Regions from separate parts of the Homo sapiens genome. Here regions 1 and 3 are each linked to region 2. A link is a contact called in ENCODE Hi-C data. All regions are on one chromosome and are shown on one strand. The core of a region is the stretch at or near the end of the contact, and the rest is flanking DNA. Distances in the headings are between cores, read along the strand shown. Region 1 has its middle 22 kb from the start of LINC02925. Region 2 holds the start of PPARA (peroxisome proliferator activated receptor alpha). Region 3 overlaps CELSR1 (cadherin EGF LAG seven-pass G-type receptor 1).

Region 1 (3,164 bases), core at 59-2,558, 410 kb before region 2:
ATTTCTTTCTAGCAATGCAGCAAATTAAGACAGGTACCAGCCCCACCATCCATCTCCAGGACTGTCTTGGGCAGGACCTGTGTCACCTCCGCTGGCCTCTGTAATCAGCATCTGCACGGTGGGCCTTGGATTGATGTCACTCTCTCCCTTTAGATTCCCCTCTTGGAAGGAAAGGCACCAAGGGCCTGCCCCCCTCTCTGCTCAGGATCCTCCAGACAGCTGGCCTCCAGGCCACCCACCCTGAGGCTGACCTCCGGCCAGCTGGGGCCCTGCTGCGCCCCCAGGCTCCTCCTCTGTGGTCAGATGGTTTTCACTTCTTTGGCCTGATTCAGGGGCTGGTGGGCGGGGCAGTGGCTCACACTGGGTTCACCTGTTAAAGTGCAGGGGTAGGGGTAGCTCCCCAAAAGGAGAAGCAACAAAGATGGACACACAGCAAAGCTGTGGGCGTGTCTGCCACAGGCCAGTGTCCCTGGATGCCTTGGGTGGGGTGGGGCTGAGGCAGGCAGCCTGCCAGGCCAGAAAGCATGAGGCCCTGGCCCTGGGCTTGTGTCCCTAGGGATGCAGTGAGCACAGACCTCCCTAGAGGGGGGCCTGGCCCGCCAGAAGCCCAGCCCCGGCCCCTGCCACCAGCCTGTCCTTCCTCAATTCCTAGCTCCAGCCAGATCCCCAGAGATGAGCGACCCTGATGACCAGCAAGGGCAGGCCCGCCCTCCTTCATCTCCCTCCTCTCACCCGGCCCAGCCCGGAGGAGGAGTGTGGTGTGAGTGTAGCCGCAAATCCAGTCAGCTCCCCTGGGCTGAAGCCCCAGAAATGCTGCTCCAGGACCCAGGCAGCTCCAGTCTGCCCCACGTGGCTTCCAGGGGCACAGCCCTCGGCACAGAAGGCTGTAGGTGTGGCCTGCAGCACGGGGTGGAGGCTGGGAAGGGCCTGGGGGACCCAAGGGACGGATCAAGGCCTGTTCAGAGCCAGACTCCAACCACCTGCTCCCAAGCCAGCCCTCAGGCCCTGCTCTGCAATGGGTTCGGTTGCCCTGTGTTCGCCTTCCGGGCCCCAGCCCAGGTAGGAGGATGCTGGCACACCTGCTGGCTACAGGCGGCCCTTCCTTCTCCTCAGGCGAGGAGGTGCCCACTCTGAGCTGTGCAGCCGGGAGCCAGGGTGAGCTGAGCCCCCACCTGCTGCCCCAGGGAGACCCTGCCACGTCTCTCTTAGCCTAATTTAGCTGTGCGTGAACCTCCCACCTGCCCTGCACTAGCTGGTCCCTAAGCTCACTGGGGCCACCTTGTGGCTGCTCACGGCCTCGGCCCCGCAAGTTGGGGCCTGATTTCCACACTGGCTGCATTTGTCCTCTGTGGACTTTTGTCCTCTGTGCCACCTTCTTGGGTGGCACCCGCCACATGCTGTGCTGAGCTACTTCTTTTTTTTTTTTTTTTTCTGAGGCGGAGTCTTGCTCTGTCGCCCAGGCTGCAGTGCAATGGCGCTATCTCGGATCACTGCAAGCTCCGCCTCCCGGGTTCACGCCATTCTCCTGCCTCAGCCTCCCGAGTAGCTGGGACTACAGGTGCGCGTCACCACGCCCGGCTAATTTTTTGTATTTTTAGTAGAGACGGAGTTTCACCATGTTGGCCAGGCTGGTCTCGAACTCCTGACCTCATGATCTGCCCGCCTCGGCCTCCCAAAGTGCTGGGATTACAGGCATGAGCCACTGCACCTGGCCTGTGCTGAGCTACTTCTAAACCCCACAGAGGGCCAGGTGTGCTGGCTCACACCTGTAATCCCAACACTTTGGGAGGCCAAGGCGGATCACCTGAGGTCAGGAGATCGAGACCAGCCTGGCCAACATGGTGAAACTCCATCTCTACTAAAAATACAAAAAATTAGCCGGGCATGGTGGCAGGCACCTGCAATCCCAGCTACTCGGGAGGCTGAGGTAGGAGAACCACTTGAACCTGGGGGTGGGAGGTTGCAGTGAGCCGAGATCGTGCCACTGCACTCCAGCCTGGGCGACAGAATGAGACTCAGTCCCCCCGCAAGAAAACGAAACACCATGGGGGAAGACGCACATTTTCATGTATAGGCTCTTCCTGTTTCACGTGAGGAGCATCGCAGGATGCATCTGTTCTGACACGAGGGGCACCAGATCGCTGGAGGCAAAAAGAGGGATCCTGAGAGGCCGTCTGGGAAAGAGAGAACTGAAAGACAGTGACAGCAGTGACGATGGCTCACACCTCCTGTGTGCCGGGCACTGTTCTGGGCACTTTATACGAACCAGTGAAGAGAGTGGCTGTCAGTGTGAGAGGAGCTCTGGGGACACGGGGATGTCTCGCAATGGGGCTCCTTCCTCCACCTCCCCATGAAGCCTTTGGTAGACCACACAGCCTCATGTGCCTTCAGATGAGTTTGTGTGGAAGTGGAGTGTGGGGCATGCAGGCCTGAGGGTGAGGGCAATGCCTGTCCCCTTGGGATCACTTCACCCTCACAGGGATGCTGGAGCAGGCCTGGGATCCCCCCATCACACAGAGGGAATGACCAGGGCTCCCAGAGCCGGAGCACAATGTCCAGGCTGTGGCTGCTGAATGACCCAGGCCCTCTGGGGGGGCTGCTCCACCCGCCATGGCCCTCCCAACCTCCCTTGCTTTCCAAGGTCCACCCAAAGCCCCAGGCCTCTCAAGTCTCCTACATCCCCTCTCCCCCTAAGGTCCCAAAGATTTCCCAAGGTCCCTTAGGCCTCTGGAGGTCCCCCAAGGCTCCTCAGGCCCCCAAGGCCCAAAAGATCCTCCAGAGACCCCTCAAGGCCTTCCCAGGCCCCTCAACGATCCCCAGGGCCCCCCAGGTTCCTTAGGCCCTCCTAAAGCCCCACAAGGTCTCCTAGGTCGCCTAAATTCCCAAGACTTCCCAAGGCCCTATGTGGCCCTCAAGACCCCCAGACCTCCCTGCATCCTCAGCCCTCCATGAGACCCTGTCAGCAGCTGCCTCTTCTGGGATGGCCAGGCTGAAGTCCCCAGGGGTGAATCCACCTGTTCAGCTCCTTGCTTCCTGCCACCAGCTATTGGTCCTGGGCTGACCTATGGTGTGGTGCCTTTGGAATCACGTGACCACCAGGCATCGTCACATGTTGTCAAACATGGCTACCTACACCACCATCATAGAAGAGATGGAAGTGAGTT
Region 2 (2,840 bases), core at 315-2,814:
CTAACCTTGCATCACAAAGTAATAACCCCCAGATTGCTGGTCTGTAGTGCAACAGAAGTAAACACTGAAAACACTTAAATATTTCCATCTGGAAACAGTAAATTAAACCTTCTATTTACCTGTGGTGACAGCTTCTCAGTTCTGAGCTTGTCTTGCCACAAACTGTTGAGTCCACAGAGCAGACAGGGCCCTGAGCTTCAGCCTGGCAGTAAGAAGGTGAAGGAGGAAGTGATTACGGTTGTTCTCTGGATGCCCCCCAACTCTTCACCTTGGAAGAGGAAAGTCATGCTGACCCTGCCCCGCAACGACACGGGTGTCGCAGGGTCCTTCCCAGGAAAATCCCGTGTCCTTGCCCTGACCCAGTTCCCCAAGGCACCCTTATCCCAAGGAGGCTGGGAGAGGAGGGGCCTCCCTGGTTTCCTGGCAGGGGTCGGCTGAGGCTGACGTGGGCGTGCAGCCCCGGAGGTCCCACGAAGCCCAGGCCATTGGACAACTGTGGGTTTTTCTTGGAAAGAATCCTGACACTTGGAGCACACTTCCTCTCTTTTAACTTTTAAAAAAGACTTCAGAAAAGCACAGGCGTGCAGTTGTGCCCGGTTGGGGTGCGTGAGGGGGCAGGGCCGACCCTCCTGACTTCCACTGGCACCACCCCGCGCCCCTCCAGCTTCACCCGCACCACGCGGGCCGCGCAGCCCGGGACTCCGGAAAGACCTGGGCGCCCGACCCTCAGCGGCCCCGACCGGGAGCGACGTGGCGCGGCTTCCGCAGAGAAGCCACCCGGCCCAGCGCAGCCTGTCCGGGGTCGCCCCGCCGCGTTGGGGCACAAAGTGGGAACCGTTCCTCAAAGGTGGTCGCAGCTGGAGGAACAAACACGCGCGTCTCCGTCCGACGGCAGAAGCCGGGCGCACCCACCCAGGGTCGGTCTGTCCGGGGCCCGGGTTTCCTCGCCTCGGAGATCCCTGGAGGTCTCGGAAAGCACCTTCTGAGTCGGCGACGCCCCAGCTCCGCTGCGCCGAGGAAAGGGCAAGTCCCGATGTCCCCGCCCGTGGGCCCTCCCTCCGAGGGGACAACCCGAAGACCCAGAGTCGCTGCGGTCCCCAGACCCGACCTCCGCGCAGCGCCAAACCCCAGGGACAGCCGCGGACTCGGGTTCCGGGCAGGCCCCCAGCGCTAGGAGGGAGGCCGAGCTGGGCCCCGAGATCCCTCGCAAGAGTCCTCGGTGTGTGTCCTCGCTCCTCGCCCTCAGGTCCCCAGCCGCGCACCCCGGGCCCCCGGGTCCCCGGGACCCGGAGACCCCGAGACCCCGGGCCCCGCGCATGCGCCGCCCAGCCCCTGCCCCTCCCCCGTCCGCCGCCCTCCGGGTCCCGGGACCTGGGAAGCCCGGACCGCGGACCCCCGCGCGCGTTCCCGCCCGCCCGCCCGCCCGCCCCCGGGCACCTGGGCCGCGGTCCGCCGCCTGCCGGTCCGTGGGGCGAACGCCGAAGGAGGCGGCGCCGGGCAGGGCGCTAGCGGCCGCCTCCGCCCCCGCCGCCCGCTGCCCCCGCCGCGGGGCCGCCGCGTCCACGGCCCATGCCCGGCGCCGCCTCCGCGCGTCCGTGCCAGCCGCGCCCCCGCGACACGCACCGCCCCTCGGCCCGCCCCCTGCCCCGGTCCGCGCGAGCCAGTGTCCCGAGGCCCGACCCGGAAGCCCCGCCCGCCCCGCGCGCCCTCCGGGCCCCGGGCCTCGGCCCCGGGACACACCCCCCGGAGGGCGGCGCCCGATTGGCTGCTCGCGGTGGGCGGGGCCCCGGGAGCGCTCAGCGGCTCCCACCTAGCGCCCCGCGGCCGCTGCAGCCAAGGGAAACTGAGGCCGGAGAGGTGGAGGGACCGTCCAAGGTCACCGATGGGACACCGCTGAGCGTCAGCGCCCCTCCAGCCCGGCGCACCGGGGCGGGGCTGAATTCGAGGCGGGGACGCGCGGCCGCGGGGCGGGTGGAGGTTCCCGCCGGGCGCCCGTGCCACGCTGGCGAGCCCCTCCTGCCTCCTCGATGAGCCCGGCTCTGCTACTCTGTGCGATGAGCCGGTCTAGACCCGGGACCCGGGACCGGGTGCCCTTGAGGCTCAGAAGTGCGTAGGGTGGGAGGCGGCCCGGGAGGGACCTTGTCCCTGGAACCCCAGGATGCAAAATAAGGAGAAGGGGAAGGCGAGCTGGGAGGACAAGGAAACAGGTGGCGGGAGGTGCCAGGGCGGTGTGGTGGGCGGGGGAACGAGGAGGGTGAAGGGCAACGCGGACGGGCTCGGGGAGGCGCCGCCAGCTCCGACCCCACAACCCCACCCCTCTCCAGCGGCCCAAGAGCCATGCCCGCCCCTACTTCATGCGCTGGGGGGTGAGGGGCTGACTTTGTGCCTACGCAAGGCGCTGGGACTCTGCCAGAGCAAGGAGAGGTCGCGGCCCGGTGGCCAATGGCGAGGAGTAGGAGAGCGCCCTGCAAAGCCGCTTTGTTCGGGCCGTGACGCTCGAGCTGCCGGAGCGGAATGCACAAAGCCCCTGGGTGCCGGCACATCAGGGCTCCCCTCCTCGGGAACGCAATGTGTGCTATGCCCGCTCCACTGCCTGCCCTCCGCTGCCAGCTGTGCCTGCCACTGTGCTATTTGTGGCAGCGGGCGCCCAGGAGGACCCACTCCGGAAAGCAAACCCAGATCTCATTAGGCAGGGGAACTGGAGATCAGGCGGGAACTGGCCCTTTCACAAACTTCTCTTAAACTCACCCTTGTTGATTAGCCAGGCACCTATGGTGAACTTTGCCCCACCCTCCAGACACCCACATATCCTTCCCACTGGCACACGGCAACCTCACCTT
Region 3 (3,048 bases), core at 194-2,693, 280 kb before region 2:
GATGCAATGCATAGGAAAAAGGGTTCGACCTCTGGTGCGGTGTAGGTGTGACTGCTGCTGGTACAGACAGATGGGTTTTCCGTGTTTATATTTTTTCATATTTAGAAAAGGAACAAGGCCAGGCGCGGTGGCTCACGCCCGTTATCCCAGCAGTTTGGGAGGCCAAGGCAGGCAGATCACGAGGTCAGGAGTTCGAGACTAGACTAGCCAACATGGTGAAACCCCATCTCTACTAAAAATACAAAAATTAGCCGGGTGTGGTGGTGGGTGCCTGTAATCCCAGCTACTCAGGAGGCTGAGGCAGGAGAATCTCTTGAACCCAGGAGGCGGAGGTGGCAGTGAGCTGAGATCACGCCACTGCACTCCAGCCTGGGCGACAGAGCAAGACTCCATCTCAAAACAAACAAAACCAGAAAAGAGGAACAAGAATTACTTTTGTAACCAGAAAAGAAAATGGATGGAGTGGTGGGCGCCTCCCACCATGGTGCCGTGGGGAGGGGAGGGAGGACGTGGCCATGTGCACCTGTCTCCCCCTGATGCCTCACAGCGCAATCCTCGGTCCCCAGTAGGCCCCGCCAACCCCTGTTTTCTCTCTGGGTCTCCCTCCCACCATGCAGGCGAGACAACAACGACCGTGGCACCGAAGGTTCCCAGTGGTGTGAGTGACGGGCGGTGGCACTCTGTGCAGGTGCAGTACTACAACAAGGTAAGATGGGCCCCACCACTTCCCCCTGGCCCCAGGGCGGCTCGAGAAGGTGCCCTGGGGCGAGGCGCAGTGGCTCACGCCTGTAATCCCAGCACTTTGAGAGGCCAAGGCAGGTGGATTACCTGAGGTCAGGAGCTCGAGACCAGCTTGGCCAACGTGGCGAAACCCTGTCTCTACCAAAAATACAAAAATTAAAAAATTAGCCGGGCGTGGTGGCGGGTGCCTGTAATCCCAGCTACTCAGGAGGCTGAGGCAGGAGAGTCACTTGAGCCTGGGAGGCAGAAGTTACAGTGAGCCGAGATCGTGCCACTGTATTCCAGCCTGGGTAACAGAGCGAAATTCCATCTAAAAAAAAAAGGAAGGAAAAAAGGTGCCCTGGTAGATTTTCTGTCTTGAGACATTTGTGCTCTGAATTTTTTTTTAAATGTGCTATTGGAAAAAATGGTTTAGGAAATGCACATTTGTGGAGGGTCTGTGTAAATACACCTGAGCCCTGTGCTGGGGTCATAGTCCCACCCAGAGCTCTGGGTCGGGGGGTACACAGGGACCCCGGAGATCTCCTGCGCTGGGGGAGGGACACAGAAAGGGCTTATTCATTTGCAGCCACCTTGGCCAGAGTCTACTAGTGGCTGAAATTCTGGGCTGTTCATACACGGCTCTGTAGCCAAAATCGTCCACTGTACCTGGATGTAACTGGCGAGCCAGAACACTCTTCAAGGAAGTGCCGTGAAGGCTGGGTGGTTTTGGTTTCACTTTATTTTGCTGTTCGTTGGCTTGTAAGGAAACACATTGTTTTTTGCATCAAAATGCTGTGCTTTCCACGGCTGTGATTTTGCAAATCCCTTTTCTCTTCTTGGGAAGCTCCAGGGTGTGCCCCCGCTTGCTCGTGGGTCTGCGTGGGTCTTACCGGCTCCTCCTGGAGCCTGGCCACCCCCGCTGTGCCCCGCTTCCCGGACTTCACAAGGCTGGGGCCTAAGCTTGGTTGGCAGACGAGGGCTCCTCTGTCCTCCAGGAGAATCGACCCAGTCCTTCTATGGAGAGAGCATCTTCCTTCTTTCACAGCCACTGTGCCTGGCTGCGACTCACCAGCAGTTGGGGTCCAGCCACTGGGCCTGAGGTCGTAGTGTCGCCTCCACTGGCTTTCACTCTCCTTTCCATGCTGGCCACCGGCGTCCCTCCACCTCCCTGGCCCGCCCCTCCCATCTGCCTTGAATATCCCATCATCTCCCAGGCGTGCCACACAGACTCCAAGTAGTGGTCACCTGCACAGAGACCATAGTTTTTGTCCTCTGTCCCATCAGTGCCAACCCAGGGCAGGTGGAGCTTGAGCCTCATTTGGGAGGAGGGCAGATGGGAGGTGCTGGTGAGGTTTGGGAGCTGAGTGCTTGCTCGGGGTTTGGGGGGATATTGAGAGAAGGCTGGCAGGTGTCTGGGCAGGGTCTGGGCTGCCGCACATTGGATGTCACCCCTAGTGGGGCTTGGCTGATGTTTGGAGAACCATGTGCTTGACAGAGGTGCAGGGGCTGGTGGGGTGAGGGGCTCAGGGCTGAGCAAGAGGAAGAGGGTAGCCCTCACAGACGCGGATTTATTTGCTGCCATTGTCCATTTCAAAGACCGAGTCTTTTCTTGATACGGTGCCGTCCTGTGGCTGTGTGGGGCAGTGCTAGCCAGTGTGAAGCGCGTTCACCTGGGTGAGCTGCACGGGTGGCCGTTGCGTCCTGCTGCCTGGCGCTGCCTACTCTGACCTGGTGACCCTTCCTGTTGTGCCCTTCCAGCCAGCTGGGGCTGGACACCAGAGCTCAATGCCCCCTGGGGTGGTGCCTCCCAAGGGCTGGGCCACAGGGGACCCTGGAGACGGTGCCCCATCGTCAGGGAAGCATAGGGCATAGGTGGCGCATTTTCCTTCCTGCACGTATCAGAAGACCAAGTCCAGAGATGAACGTTTGTTGCTGGGGAGGGGGTAGGCAGGGGGAGGTCGAGTCAGCCTTGGTCTCCCCATCAGTGCTCAACACTCCAGAATCATCATCTGCCTATGGCAGAAGCAACAGTGTGTCTGCAGTTGCAGAGGGACTCGCAGCCAGGACGCCACTGTGGCCACCTCTGTCCACACTCCGCCCTGGCTCTGAACACAGTGAGTGTTCACTGGGGCCCGCCTGTGGCCGCCCCTTTCCGGGAGCTCAGAGGAGCAAAGTCCCCGTGCAGGACGCCACCTGCACTGTCCCGGAGGAGAGGGGCCTCATGTAAGAAGATACACAGAGGACGGTGGATTACCGGGATCCATGGCTTCCGTGTCTAGGGCCGGGTCCTGTCAGCGGTGCCTGAGCACAGCCTCCCGTGTGGGA

The links. Hi-C counts contacts between places; a loop is a spot of excess contacts on that map. Pooled maps may share reads with other maps.
Region 1: a pooled map shows a loop between it and region 2 (2.5-fold over the local background). The contact joins the enhancer-like site here to the promoter of PPARA in region 2. A Hi-C loop is called at or near these places in 6 of 50 pooled maps.
Region 3: a loop to region 2 is called in a map of astrocyte of the cerebellum, with 5 times the contacts of the local background. The contact joins the enhancer-like site here to the promoter of PPARA in region 2. A Hi-C loop is called at or near these places in 1 of 168 maps with a recorded cell type or tissue (astrocyte of the cerebellum) and 4 of 50 pooled maps.

Annotation. Positions count from the first base shown.
Region 1 is chr22:46,561,620-46,564,783 of GRCh38, reverse strand. No RefSeq gene overlaps it. Among named protein-coding and RNA genes, the nearest start is that of LINC02925, 22 kb to the right of the region's middle. RefSeq lists enhancers at 559-728, 718-1,012, 2,451-3,164. Within about 2 kb of position 1,308, at least 14 of the 41 ENCODE cell types and tissues checked have a DNase peak (open chromatin) inside an H3K27ac peak, as active enhancers do.
Region 2 is chr22:46,149,250-46,152,089 of GRCh38, reverse strand. It overlaps PPARA (peroxisome proliferator activated receptor alpha), which reads right to left and starts at 1,564. Exons shown (of 9, transcript NM_005036.6): 1 at 1,438-1,564; 2 at 120-202. RefSeq lists an enhancer at 824-1,013 and silencers at 1,224-1,343, 1,494-2,103.
Region 3 is chr22:46,431,051-46,434,098 of GRCh38, reverse strand. It overlaps CELSR1 (cadherin EGF LAG seven-pass G-type receptor 1), which reads left to right. Exons shown (of 35, transcript NM_001378328.1): 5 at 618-706. Among named protein-coding and RNA genes, the nearest start is that of TRMU, 97 kb to the right of the region's middle. RefSeq lists enhancers at 791-910, 1,481-1,530. Within about 2 kb of position 1,443, at least 13 of the 41 ENCODE cell types and tissues checked have a DNase peak (open chromatin) inside an H3K27ac peak, as active enhancers do.